Linked DNA regions of Homo sapiens: region 1 is linked to region 2. The links are chromatin contacts, found by Hi-C or POLR2A ChIA-PET in ENCODE. All regions are on one chromosome and are shown on one strand. Each heading gives the region's core, a stretch centred on a gene start or an enhancer-like site at or near the end of the contact. The rest is flanking DNA. Distances are from core to core; before and after follow the strand shown. Region 1 has its middle 130 kb from the start of LINC03069. Region 2 holds the start of LOC105372135 (a long non-coding RNA gene).

Region 1 (5,495 bases), core at 2,013-4,512, 260 kb before region 2:
CTGCTGGTGCCTTCCTGAACAAATACATTTCCTCTTTCACAAGCCAATCCCTCAGATATTTTAAGACTGCTACCTTGTAACCCAGAATTTTCTCTTCCCCCTGCTAAACATCCTCATTTCCCTTAGCTGTAAAGCCAGGAGCCTGGGTCCAAATCTGCTCAGGAATCTGACCAGTCTTCTCTATAAGTGGGCTCCAGGAATTATGAGAAACTTAATTGAACATGAATCTTCCCAAACTTCCCTCAAACTCATGTGTTTTGTAAATTTCCATTGAACAGCACTTTCTTTTTTGGGCTTATTCCCTATGACCCTTTGGAAAGATATGAACTTAATTGGGTTCCTATAATTCCATTTATTTGGGTCTTTTTTTCCTAGAAAATATTTGCTTCCCAGTAAAAATCAGAATAGGACCAATTTGCTACACCAAGGAGCCCAGTTTTCTTGCTAACATCATTAGCAATGGGGCTGTTTTGATAAAGGCCAATTTTATCTACAATTAACACCCAGCATCTGATTTCAGATGCAAGCTAAATGTTGTCACATCTATTTAAAAATACATGAATGTCCCATTAATATGTGTGAACCTCTTATGAGTAAACTCAAAATTTCCCTGTGGCAAAGGAAGGTGATCAAAAGCCTCAGAGAGCAATTTCAATCAATACCAAGAATGAATAATATTGCCTTAATCTTAAAAGAGTCCCTGTAACCAGAGTCACTGAAGGCACAGCCTCTTGGTGAAGATTTCAAACAATAACTAATCAATCAACAATAATTTTTGAGGACCTACTTTGTGCAATGCAAAATAATAACTTGGCCTGGACACAGAACATCAAGACTGACACAAGCCTACCCTGGATTTTGCCATCTGGTTGTGGAGCTAAGACAACACATCTGCCTTGGCACCAATGAGGCCACACCTACTAAGTACCAACACATGGAGCAGATCATCAGTGCAGAAGCCTTGTAGATGTCCCCATTTACAGCTAACATGTGAGTGCTTGCTATATGCTCACAGGGCTATGGACATTATTTCCTTTACACACTCCAGCAGCTTGACTTGGGAGAGAAGTGAGTCAATGCAAGATGGTGACTCTCCGTCAGATCTTCCTGGAATGGGAGAGGATAAGACCCCAAACCAAACTGTAGGGTGAAAAACTTCCCCTTGTGAGTAGCTCCCAGAGCTAAACAGATGACACTGAGCCCCAAACATCTGAGCAGAGTGGAGAAGGGAAAGGAGGAGAGGAGGCCCAGCAGGGTGCTGTGGGCAGAGGGACTGCGGTGGCATCAGGCTGGAAAGTGCCTGGGGGAGATGACCCCTGAGACTGTTGAAAGTGAGGGCAATGTCCTTGGCAGAATGGGAGGTCAGGGCCCTGCGCTCCCACTCCAAAAGTCATGCCCCCTCCCAATCCCATCCTTCTGAACTCCAGAACCAGAGTGAGAAGTGACCTTGATATTCTTCTACCAGCCCTCCATTTTGAAGCTGAGGACATCATAGTCCAAGAAAATGAAATAATGTGGGCATATCACCTTGATGCTTCTCACTTAGACTGGGATTAAGCGCAGGCTTCTAATTCTCAGTCCGATCCCTTTCCACTGAATCACACTCTCTCCCAAACCAGGTTTCTCTTCAGCATTTCCCATCTTCTCCTCCCCTTTCTCTCAGTTTCTCACATACAGGAGGGCTTGTGGTGCCCTGTCTACACACTGAAATCAATAGCACCTTACACAAAAGCCCGTTAGACTGCCATGACTCAAAACTTACATGGGAAGGGAAATAAGCTTTGTGCATAAGTAGCTATAAATAAAAGCCCAAAACTAGTGAAAGTTTCTAGATCTCCTTTTTATTTAAATGTTCCTCATTTATATGCAACCAATTCACAAAAGCCCACACACCAATCTGTAATGCACCTGGTATTGTGAGAAATTGCCAGTTTGGTAGTGTCATGTTTTTTCCCCCCACAATAAAAACTGCACAAGTTCATGTCCTTAGGGTGCAACAATCTCTTTTCCTTTTTTTTTAAATGACTCCCCAAAACAAGTAGGTTTACAAAATATAACAAATGAAATAGGTTCTAGTCCCAGTCTTCTACCAACACCCATCCAGGTATATTTTAGAGTGAGGATATCTAATAGCTCTCTCTGATGTGGCTTTGTACCACACTCGTACCAAACCACAATCTGTGTTAGCCTGCAAGAGCTGCCATAACAAAGTGCCAAAGACTGAGTGGCTTAAACACAGACATTTATTTTCTCATTGTTCTGGAGGCTGGAAGTCTGAAATTAAGGTGTCAGTAGGGATAGGATCTTCTGAGACCTCTCTCCTTGGCTTGTAGAGGGTTGTCTTCTCCCTGTGTCTTCAACTGGTCTTCTGTTTGTGTGCATCTGCATCCTAATCTTCTCTCCTTATAAGGGCACCAGTTATACTGGATTACAGCCTACCCTGCTGATCTTTTTCTAACTTAATTACCTCTTTAAAGACCCTATCTCCAAATACAGCCATATTCCGAGGTGCTGGGAGTTTGGACTTCAACATATGAATTTGAAAGGAGCACGCTTCAGCCCATAACACTCAGGCCTCTGACTACCCCCAAATTCATGTCCTCACATGCAAAATACATTCAACCCATACCAACAGCCCTGAATATCTTAACCCTTTTCACCATCAACTCAAAGGACTCTACCTAGAGCAGCTTTTAGGGCTGGCATTTGAAGAGGCAGAGAGGAATTAAAATAATGTGCCATTTCTCATCTGGGACTGGAGTTTAGGCCTGGCTTCCAGCACCAGGAGAGAGGCTTTGGCTAACAGGGTTATTTCCGCTGGAGAGATGTGGGACTGTCCTGTGGGGTTCTGCAACTCTGAACACTTTCAGAAAGGAGTCTGTTTCTCCTGAATCACTGCACAAAAGCTTCAAGGGTGAAGTGGTAAAACGTCTATGGAGAATGCATCTCCTATTGCCTCTTGTTCAAAAGGAACTGATCTTCTCTCTTCTAGGAAAGGAATACAGAGAGCTGATTCAGCTTACCAAGGGTAAAAATAGCTAAGTGGACAGCTTGAGCGAAACTTAGCAGTTCACCTGTTTTTCCTGTTATCGACTGCAGAAGAAAGTGTATCAAGGACTGCAAAGTTAGAAGCCACTGTAAAATCAGGGCTCTGTGTAAAAACCCTCTATCTGAAATTGAGAAGAGATGGCAGGCTGAAAATAGACAGCTGTTTCAGATGCTTCTCCTTGAACAGCTGCCAGGGGACCAGCAGTCAACAGGAAGCCTCGATGGCACTAGTTCGGGGAACGCACTGTAGCACGTGGCTGTCAGTGGGATTCCATCAGATCACACCCAAGGGGAAAAGGCTCGGGCTTCCCGTCATCATTTGCCAACTTTCCAAAGTTCAGTGTTATTTTCAGGCTAGGCCAAAGTGTAGTTGTGGGTCAAGTTCATTTTTGGTGGTGCAGGGCTGGGAACCTTTTCCATAAAGATCCACTTACTTAGACATCTATGACTTCTGAACTCTAACATTTGAATTTACAATTGAGTCCTTCAGCCCGGCTGACCATAGGCAAGCAGAACTTCCAGGAGGGTGAAAATAGAGAGATGAAGACAACCTTCATGAGCTGTGCCGCTGCAATGACAGTAAGCAGCGGGGGCTCACTCCTGTAATCCTAGCATTTTGGGAGGCCAAAGCGGAGGCTCGCTTGAGGCCAGGAGTTTGAGGCCAGCCTGGGCAACATAGCGAGACCCCATCTCTGCAAAAATATAAATTTTAAAAAAAGAAATGACAGTCTACAATCAGTTCTACTGAGGTGTGAAATAGCCATGTTAGGGATTTGATAAGGGAGGAGGGCTTTGGGGCTTAAGAAAAAAAATACACACACACACACACACACACACACACAAACACACACACACATTCCTTTTTAAAGAGAGACAAGAGACAACTTGAGACTAACAAACATGCCCCAGTTTGCCCATCCTCAAACATTATTAGATGAGTCTGTCATGTTGACAAATAGCCCCCACTAACAACAGGCCCAGCAGACAGCAAACACAGCAGTGTGTTCGATTCCCACTCCTCTCAAACGCAAATTGTGGAACACAGGAGGCCTGTACAGTGCACACATGTGGTCTAAAAATACCACGCCTGCCTTGTCTTTGTAGGGATTGCTTCCCAGGCGACAGAGGCCCTGAGGCCTAGGACCTACCCAGGGGAGGGGCAGGGGCCTCCGCCTGCACCAGAGCTAATTACTGGAGGACCTGGGCAGGCAGCTGCCGGGCCCTGCTCCCCATTTGTGAGCACGTTGCAAGGCAGTAGTTCTAACTTTAGAACCGCACTCTAAACTTTGATCTCCCATTGCGGCCTGGCTTTAGGCAAAACATAAACTTGAGAGCTGCAACATATTTTTTAAATCTTATTCCCTGGTACTTTAAGAACAAGGACAGGAATTATTTTCAAATGAGAATCTTTGACTGCATAACACAGGCTTCCAAAATTAAGCAGAAACACATGGCAGCTCTTATTATTAAATTTCCCTTGGAAAACAATGCTTTAAATTATGGGGAGGGGGGATAGTTTGATAAAACTTTGAAATGTGAAGCTTAAAGTTTAAAATAAAAAATGACTGTAGTGTTTTGTTTTCTTTAAAGATTATTATGGAGTTTTTCTAGCTTTGCCATTATTAATCAATTTCTACCAATGGTTAAAATTGAATGCTTGGGGTTCGAAATATAAATGACTATTTTTCAAGCTGAAATCAGGTGCTAAGGGGCTTTTTGAAGTACAGAGAGAAATTTGGACTGCCCAATTGAAGCATCTCTCCATAAAACATATTTCTAAGAAAATAATGAAGGTGAAATTTAACTGTATCATAGTCTTTACCTGATTCTGTGTAGAATTCAGCAAGAAACAGAAACCTTCTAAAAAAGCGTGCTTGTGCCACAATTAGGGCCAGCCACTGGCATCTTCTATTATCAAAATAAATCAAAACACAGCTTTCCTCTTCTCCCTAAGCCATTCTCAGAAAGGATTTGGGCAAGAAGATGTTCTTAGAAACTGCACTACCATCTCAGACCTCCCAGGCACTATTTAATTCTCCCTTCCCTTCAAGGACTAAATCAATTACTACCTTCTCAATGAAGCCTTTCTGATCACCTCATTTAAAAGTTTCCCATGTCCCAATCAGCCCACATCCTTACTGTGCGTAGTGCCCATTTGGAACTTATTATTTCCTGTTGGATGTGGTTAGTGATCTTAGGAGTGTGTCTCTTCCCTTCGCAGCTACCTTATAAACTCCATGGTGATAAGAATCAGCGCTTTCTCTTTTTTGCATACCCCGTTGGGCCTAGCTCAGTGCCCTGAACCAGTGGCTGGGTTCCTGCACCGAAGACTGCAGGGGATACAAGCAGTGCTTAGTAATGACAAGAAGTTATCTTCTAGCATCACCCAGGGGATGCCCTGGGGAACAAACACAAAGGAAGAAAAGAAACCCCAAACTACTTCCACT
Region 2 (5,940 bases), core at 2,437-4,936:
ACGAACCCACCAGAAGGAAGAAACTCAGAACACATGCGAACATCAGAAGGAACAAACTCCAGAGGCGCCACCTTAAGAGCTATAACACTCACCGCGAGGGTCCGCGGCTTCGTTTTTGAAGTGAGACCAAGAACCCACCAATTCCGGACATGCGTGGACTCACTGAGAAGCAGCAAGTTGGCGTTGACTTAGCCCGCTCAGTGTGCAGAGTGGGTTGAAGAAAAGAATAGACCACATCAGAGGAGTAAAGGGGTGGGGGCAAAAGCCAGAGAAGGTGGGACCTTGGAATCACTGGAATGACTTTGCTTCCACTGTGAGTAGACGGCAGAGCCATTGCAAGTTTGGAGCAGAGGAGTGTTGAATGACTTTAATAGCTGCTCTGTTGGGCATAGATTCAGGGAGGACGGGGCAGGGTAAAACCAGGGAGATAGTAACAAGGCCATTGCAATCATGTAGATGCTAGATGGTGGCGGATTGTAACCTCACCTCACACTGATTCCATGATGAACCATGGTTAACTCAGGGAGGGGCGCTAATGAAGTCAAGGCCAGGGATTCTCGTGAATAACCTTTGGGTAGGTGATCTGGAAGCGAACCTGAGCTTCCAGACCTTTGGAGGGCCTTAGCTGTACTACATTTCAGTACTCCTAAAGCAAGTTTTTCAGAAGATTGCTCAGGCTAAAACACCAAACTTCTTTGCAGTGAGCTGGGCTAGCATCAACTTGAGGCTGAAACCTCGGCTTTCTGTACTGATCAGAAGGTTGAGGTTGATAGCAATACCTGTCTGCAAGTCATTGCAGTAACAAATACTTAACAAATGGGGTTTGTTTTGTAGACCTAATCTTTGAAGACATAAGGCCCACTGTGAGGGGAGCAGTTACTACATTCAGCCCTTGGTAGTAAAATCATAAGAACCATCGATGTAGATGATGGCAATAGATCACATTTCCACTCCCACCCACGCATCTCTGTTCATGATTCCCTGCAGGGCCAGGTGGAGATGTGTGCCTGGGTCGGTATAAACCTCTCTCTGTGTTTCAAGAACACACCTTTGGGAAGGTGACAGTGTGGTGGTGGGACAGCAAACTGCCAGTCTAGAAAGCTACTCCAGGCCTCAGTTTCTCATCTGTGGAATTAAGACATTGGCCTGTAGATCCATGGGATCCATCAGGGATCACCCCAGCTCTAAGCATCTATGATACCGTGGGAATGGAGATGAAGATATTTCATTTAACATCTGGTCAAGAGTCCAAGTAAACAGGTGAGCAACTCTCTTGCATACCTAGAGAGTGTGAGCATGAGTAAATCCTTTCACTCTTGGAATGAGAAGGAAATAGTAAACCCACTTTCTAGGCTAATCATGTGATATTTTACCAAACTCTGAGTTTAGAAAGATGTTATATAATCTGGCTTTTATTGCATGTATTTAGATCGATTTTATCAAGCCATGTTCCCTGATACATATTAGGATTGCACCTCAAAGTCTTGGGTAGCCTTAGGTCATATTTCAGCTGTGGTTCTTTTGTTTAGAGCAAGAAGTATGTGGAAGTATTTTGTTTTGTTTTTATCAATCTTGGTAGCTCACGTGATGTCCTTCAAGAGCCAGCCATACTCTGGGGCTTATCGTCTTGGCAGAAAAAGCAACTGTCCAGAGGTCAAACAAGGGCCTGTTTCCTCCCCTGCGAGCCAGCTGAGACCTTCCATTCCCAGACTGAGTTTCAGTCCTTTAGTTTAGCCTTAAGGCTTTGTTCCCTAATAAAATGCAACACACTGGAAAGACTGCCACTAAGTTACTCTCAGATTTACTTTACAAGGATGAGTTGAGATCAACTTTTGATGAGCAGAGGAGGGCCAAATAGACCATGTGTCCTTGGGAGGGAAGAGCTGTGTCCCTGGGATGGGGAGCATTTTGGAACCAGAGGTTGGAAGCACCAAAGCCGAACAGTTCCTTCTCACCAGTGCTTCCCAGGCAGAGCCTCACAAAACAGCACAATTGTGGCAATTCCCCTGTGAGGCTTCTTTAAGAACCCTATTTTCCCTGGTTTAAGTAAACTCAAATATTTCATTTGTATTTCTGTAAGCACACATTTTCAACTCTTGCTGCCTTCTTGGCTGTTGAATGACTGTCATCACCATGTGTAGAATCATGGATCTAAGAATCCTCAGTGTCACTTAGTCCAACTTTCTTCCCCAAATAGTCTCTTCTAGGATATCTTCCCCATTGATGGCCACTATGTAGGTGCTTGAACCTTTGCAGTAACAAGGACTTCATTGCTTCATAAGGCACTGTGTTACATGATGGACTATTGTATTTTTAGGAAGTTCTTTTTATTGAATCAAACTTTATCTCTCTAAACATCAATTGATCATTTCTAGTCTCCCAGAATTACTTTGGTTAATGGATCTCAAAGTCTAAATTCAAACATTGTCACCTAAGCATTGAGGTCCTCCCCTTTTTTGTTCCTCTCACTAGTCTAGTTTTATGAACAATCCTATGAAACCTCGATGACCACACATCTGACAAGCCCATTACTGTTTCAAAAGGAAAGGAAGGTAGGGATCTACAAGCTAATGTCTCCAAAGCAGATCTTAGCACAATTCTGATTCTGCATCCAGCACATGACATTCTCCCTGGAGATAATCCCAATGCCTGCTTAATAGGTTAGAGTCCCAGCGTTTAATATCTGACCGCATTAAGAGTTTTTAACATCTCACTTAAAATTAATCCATAACAGATATTTTTGACATAAAACTCAAAAGGAAATAGCTTCCTACCCAAATTAACTACAAAATCGGGAAAAACTTTAAAAGTTTCTGTATTAGACTGTACACAAGCCTGCCTACTGTATTTAACTGGACTCTTCATGACATCTAGTGGCGAAATCTGGAAAAGTTTCCAGTACTCTAAACGTGGCAGAAGGTGGGAAAACAATTTTTAATCCTATTTGATATTCACTGTTTGAATATTATGTTTTGTGAAATCGTAAACTGAATTCATCTGTCAATCCATTATAATAGTATACTCATTTTTATTTTAGGCATATCTGTGGCTTTATACCTTTTAAATTTGGGCTGACTTTGAAATCAATCACATCTATTTTTTCACGGATGTCAGAAAGAACCACATTGGTTTAGGGGGAGAAAAACATTCTGGATAAGCATAAATAACAACATTTTTAGCTGGAAACACACCACAAAAATGTTTTGCATAACTGTATTCATCTTCAAATGTAGTTTTAAGACTCAATTCCTGTGAAATCTGAGTCATTTATAGCTAACCTTGAATGTATTGTTATTCACAATTAGAAGTAGATAAATTTCACAGGCAGAGAAGCTGACAAGTCTTTAAGACTTCACACTTAGTTTTGCAGGAAGAGCTGAAGTTAATTAGAAGTGATTATACATACATTGCATGTGTGTGTGTATTTGTGTTGTTGCACACAGACACCACGAAGGCCTTGGGAAGGTTGCATTTTTTATGTTTTAAAAATAAACATAATCTCCTTCCCATGTGTTGCTATAAGCCCAGTAAATCTAGGAAGCTCAGCAGGGTTGAACAAGGTCATTTCTCGTCAGGACTCCAAGGGGGAGCAGGAAGCAACCCTGTGCATCAGATGCTGGCATCCTAATCCCTGCTCAGCAAGAGCTTCCCAGGCATGTGGGACAGGTCGTGCCAGCGCCGACACACTGGCAGACCGAGGCTCTGACGCCAGCCACGCTCCGTATCAGCACTGCGGCTCCCTACCTACCGTGCCCCTGGAAGACGAAAATATATCCTCACTCTCACAGTAAAGGCAGGATTCCAACCGAGTCTGCTCACTTCTTGGTTCTGGTAAACAGGAAAGTAGTCATGAAAAGATACATCTAATCACTATCTCAGAATCAGGGAGGCTTTATTGATTTGGTTTTTTGTCGAATTTAAATATATGTTAAATAAATATATAAAGATATGTAAATTATTTTGTTGAATTTAAGATATATATTTAAAACAAATGGATAATTAATGCATATTTAAATTCAACAAAACCCAAAACAAATGAAGAAAAAAATATAGATATATATCTCCATAGATCTTCTGCTACAGAGAAGAAACAGAACATATACCAAAAGACATTATAAACATGTAGGTAAAAACAACTCCAAAATAATATATAAGAAACAGAGAGTGGTGTTTCCCTGTGAGAAAGATCTGGAGACTAGAAGTGAGGGTAGAGATATGGAGATGAGGAAATCATTTTTCTCTGTATACTTATACTCTTTGAAAACTAGCTGTATTACCTAGTAAGAAATATATTTCAGCCGGGCGCAGTGGCTCATGCCTGTAATCCCAGAACTTTGGGAGGCTGAGACAGGTAGATCACTTGAAGTCAGGAGTTTGAGACCAGCCTGGCCAACATGGCAAAATCCTGTCTTTACTAAAATTACAAAAAAATTAGCCAGCTATGGTGGTGTGCACCTGTCATCCCAGCTATCGGGAGGCTGAAGCAGGAGAATTGCTTGAACCCAGGAGGAGGAGGTTCTGGGTAGCCAAGATTGCACCACTGCACTCCAGCCTGGGTGAGAGTGAGACTCTGTCTCAAAAAAAAAAAAAAAAGGTATTTCAATTTTGAAATACCATAAATAATTTGGCCCAAAATTTGTCCTCACCTTGGTGTGAGGTGATATAGGTCTTTGGATATATGATTTTAAAAATTAATAAGGTGACTTCTGTTTTCTGGTTTAGACTATAAGGTGCTTAAAAGTCACCATTCTGGCCAGGCATGGTGGCTCAAACCTGTAATCCCAGCACTTTGGGAGGCCGAGGCGGGCAGATCACCTGAGGTCAGGAGTTCAAGACCAGACTGACCAACGTGGTGAAACCCATCTGTACTAAAAATACAAAAATTAGCTGGTCATGGTGGCACACACCTGTAATCCCAGCTACTAGGGAGGCTGAGGCAGGAGAATCGTTTGGATCAAGGAGGCAGAGGTTGCAGTGAGCCGAGATCACACCATTGCACTCCGGCCTGGGTGACATCTCAGAAAAAAAAAAAAAAAAAAAAAAAAGTCACCATTCCATCCAAACAACAAGTGAAAAACTAAATATACTGAAAAATCAACAACTCTTCTTAGATCCATCAGCTCCTCACAGAGATCTATCAGTGAGGTCACAGGGGAGGCCACCGCCCCAAAAATTGGAGAGAGAGGCAGATACAGGGAATCACAATGTACCAGAGCAGAAGCCTGCACAGAAACCAGCACCAGGGTAAGAAAATCTAAACTGTGACTGATGAAGTGATGGAGGCTCCATGTGGATAAGCCTGAGAGATAAGAACACAAGGGGACCCAGTAATAGGATGGGACCCCACATTTTTATTTTACTTCCAGGGGTCTCACGATGAAGATAGAGAAAAATCCCCTTGTGCTTCCCGCAGGAGGAGGGGAAAAGCAACCATTTTGAAATTTGCCTAAGTATGCTGTTCGTAACAAAGACTGCTCTCGGTAGAAATTATTTTACCAGAGCTTAACTAGCTGGGGTTTTACTGGAGCTTATCTGACCTGGGGGAGGGGGAATACCCAACTCCAGCCCCCTTTAGCCACCCTGTCCCACCCAAGGAGGGCAAGGGGGTACTAAGAAGAATTTGTGAAGTTCACAGGGCAGAGGCACAGGCTCACTGAGACTGAGACCTACTCATAGGACTATAGAACATCCCCCTCCCCTGCACCTTCCATGATATTACTAAAAGCCTATTTACCACAGTATCTTTTACCTAGTACCTCGTGTCCACCATACAATAAAAAATTACAAAACATACTAAAAGATAAACAACATAACCTGACGTGACTAAAAGAACATCAGAACCAGAGCCAGATTTGGAAGGAAGGTTGGCATTATCAGAGCACGAATTTTGTACAACTGTGATTTATATGCAAAGGGTTTTAATTGAAAAAGTAGACAACA

The links. Hi-C counts contacts between places; a loop is a spot of excess contacts on that map. ChIA-PET counts read pairs that join two places held with the same protein, here RNA polymerase II (POLR2A). Pooled maps may share reads with other maps.
Region 1: a pooled map shows a loop between it and region 2 (4-fold over the local background). The contact joins two enhancer-like sites. A Hi-C loop is called at or near these places in 8 of 50 pooled maps. POLR2A ChIA-PET finds 5 or more read pairs at or near these places in 2 of 52 experiments (BJ and H1).

The regions. Positions count from the first base shown.
Region 1 is chr18:56,318,414-56,323,908 of GRCh38, forward strand. No RefSeq gene overlaps it. Among named protein-coding and RNA genes, the nearest start is that of LINC03069, 130 kb to the left of the region's middle. Within about 2 kb of position 3,263, at least 3 of the 41 ENCODE cell types and tissues checked have a DNase peak (open chromatin) inside an H3K27ac peak, as active enhancers do.
Region 2 is chr18:56,573,390-56,579,329 of GRCh38, forward strand. It overlaps LOC105372135 (a long non-coding RNA gene), which reads left to right and starts at 108. Exons shown (of 2, transcript XR_935514.4): 1 at 108-313; 2 at 988-1,776. Within about 2 kb of position 3,687, at least 3 of the 41 ENCODE cell types and tissues checked have a DNase peak (open chromatin) inside an H3K27ac peak, as active enhancers do.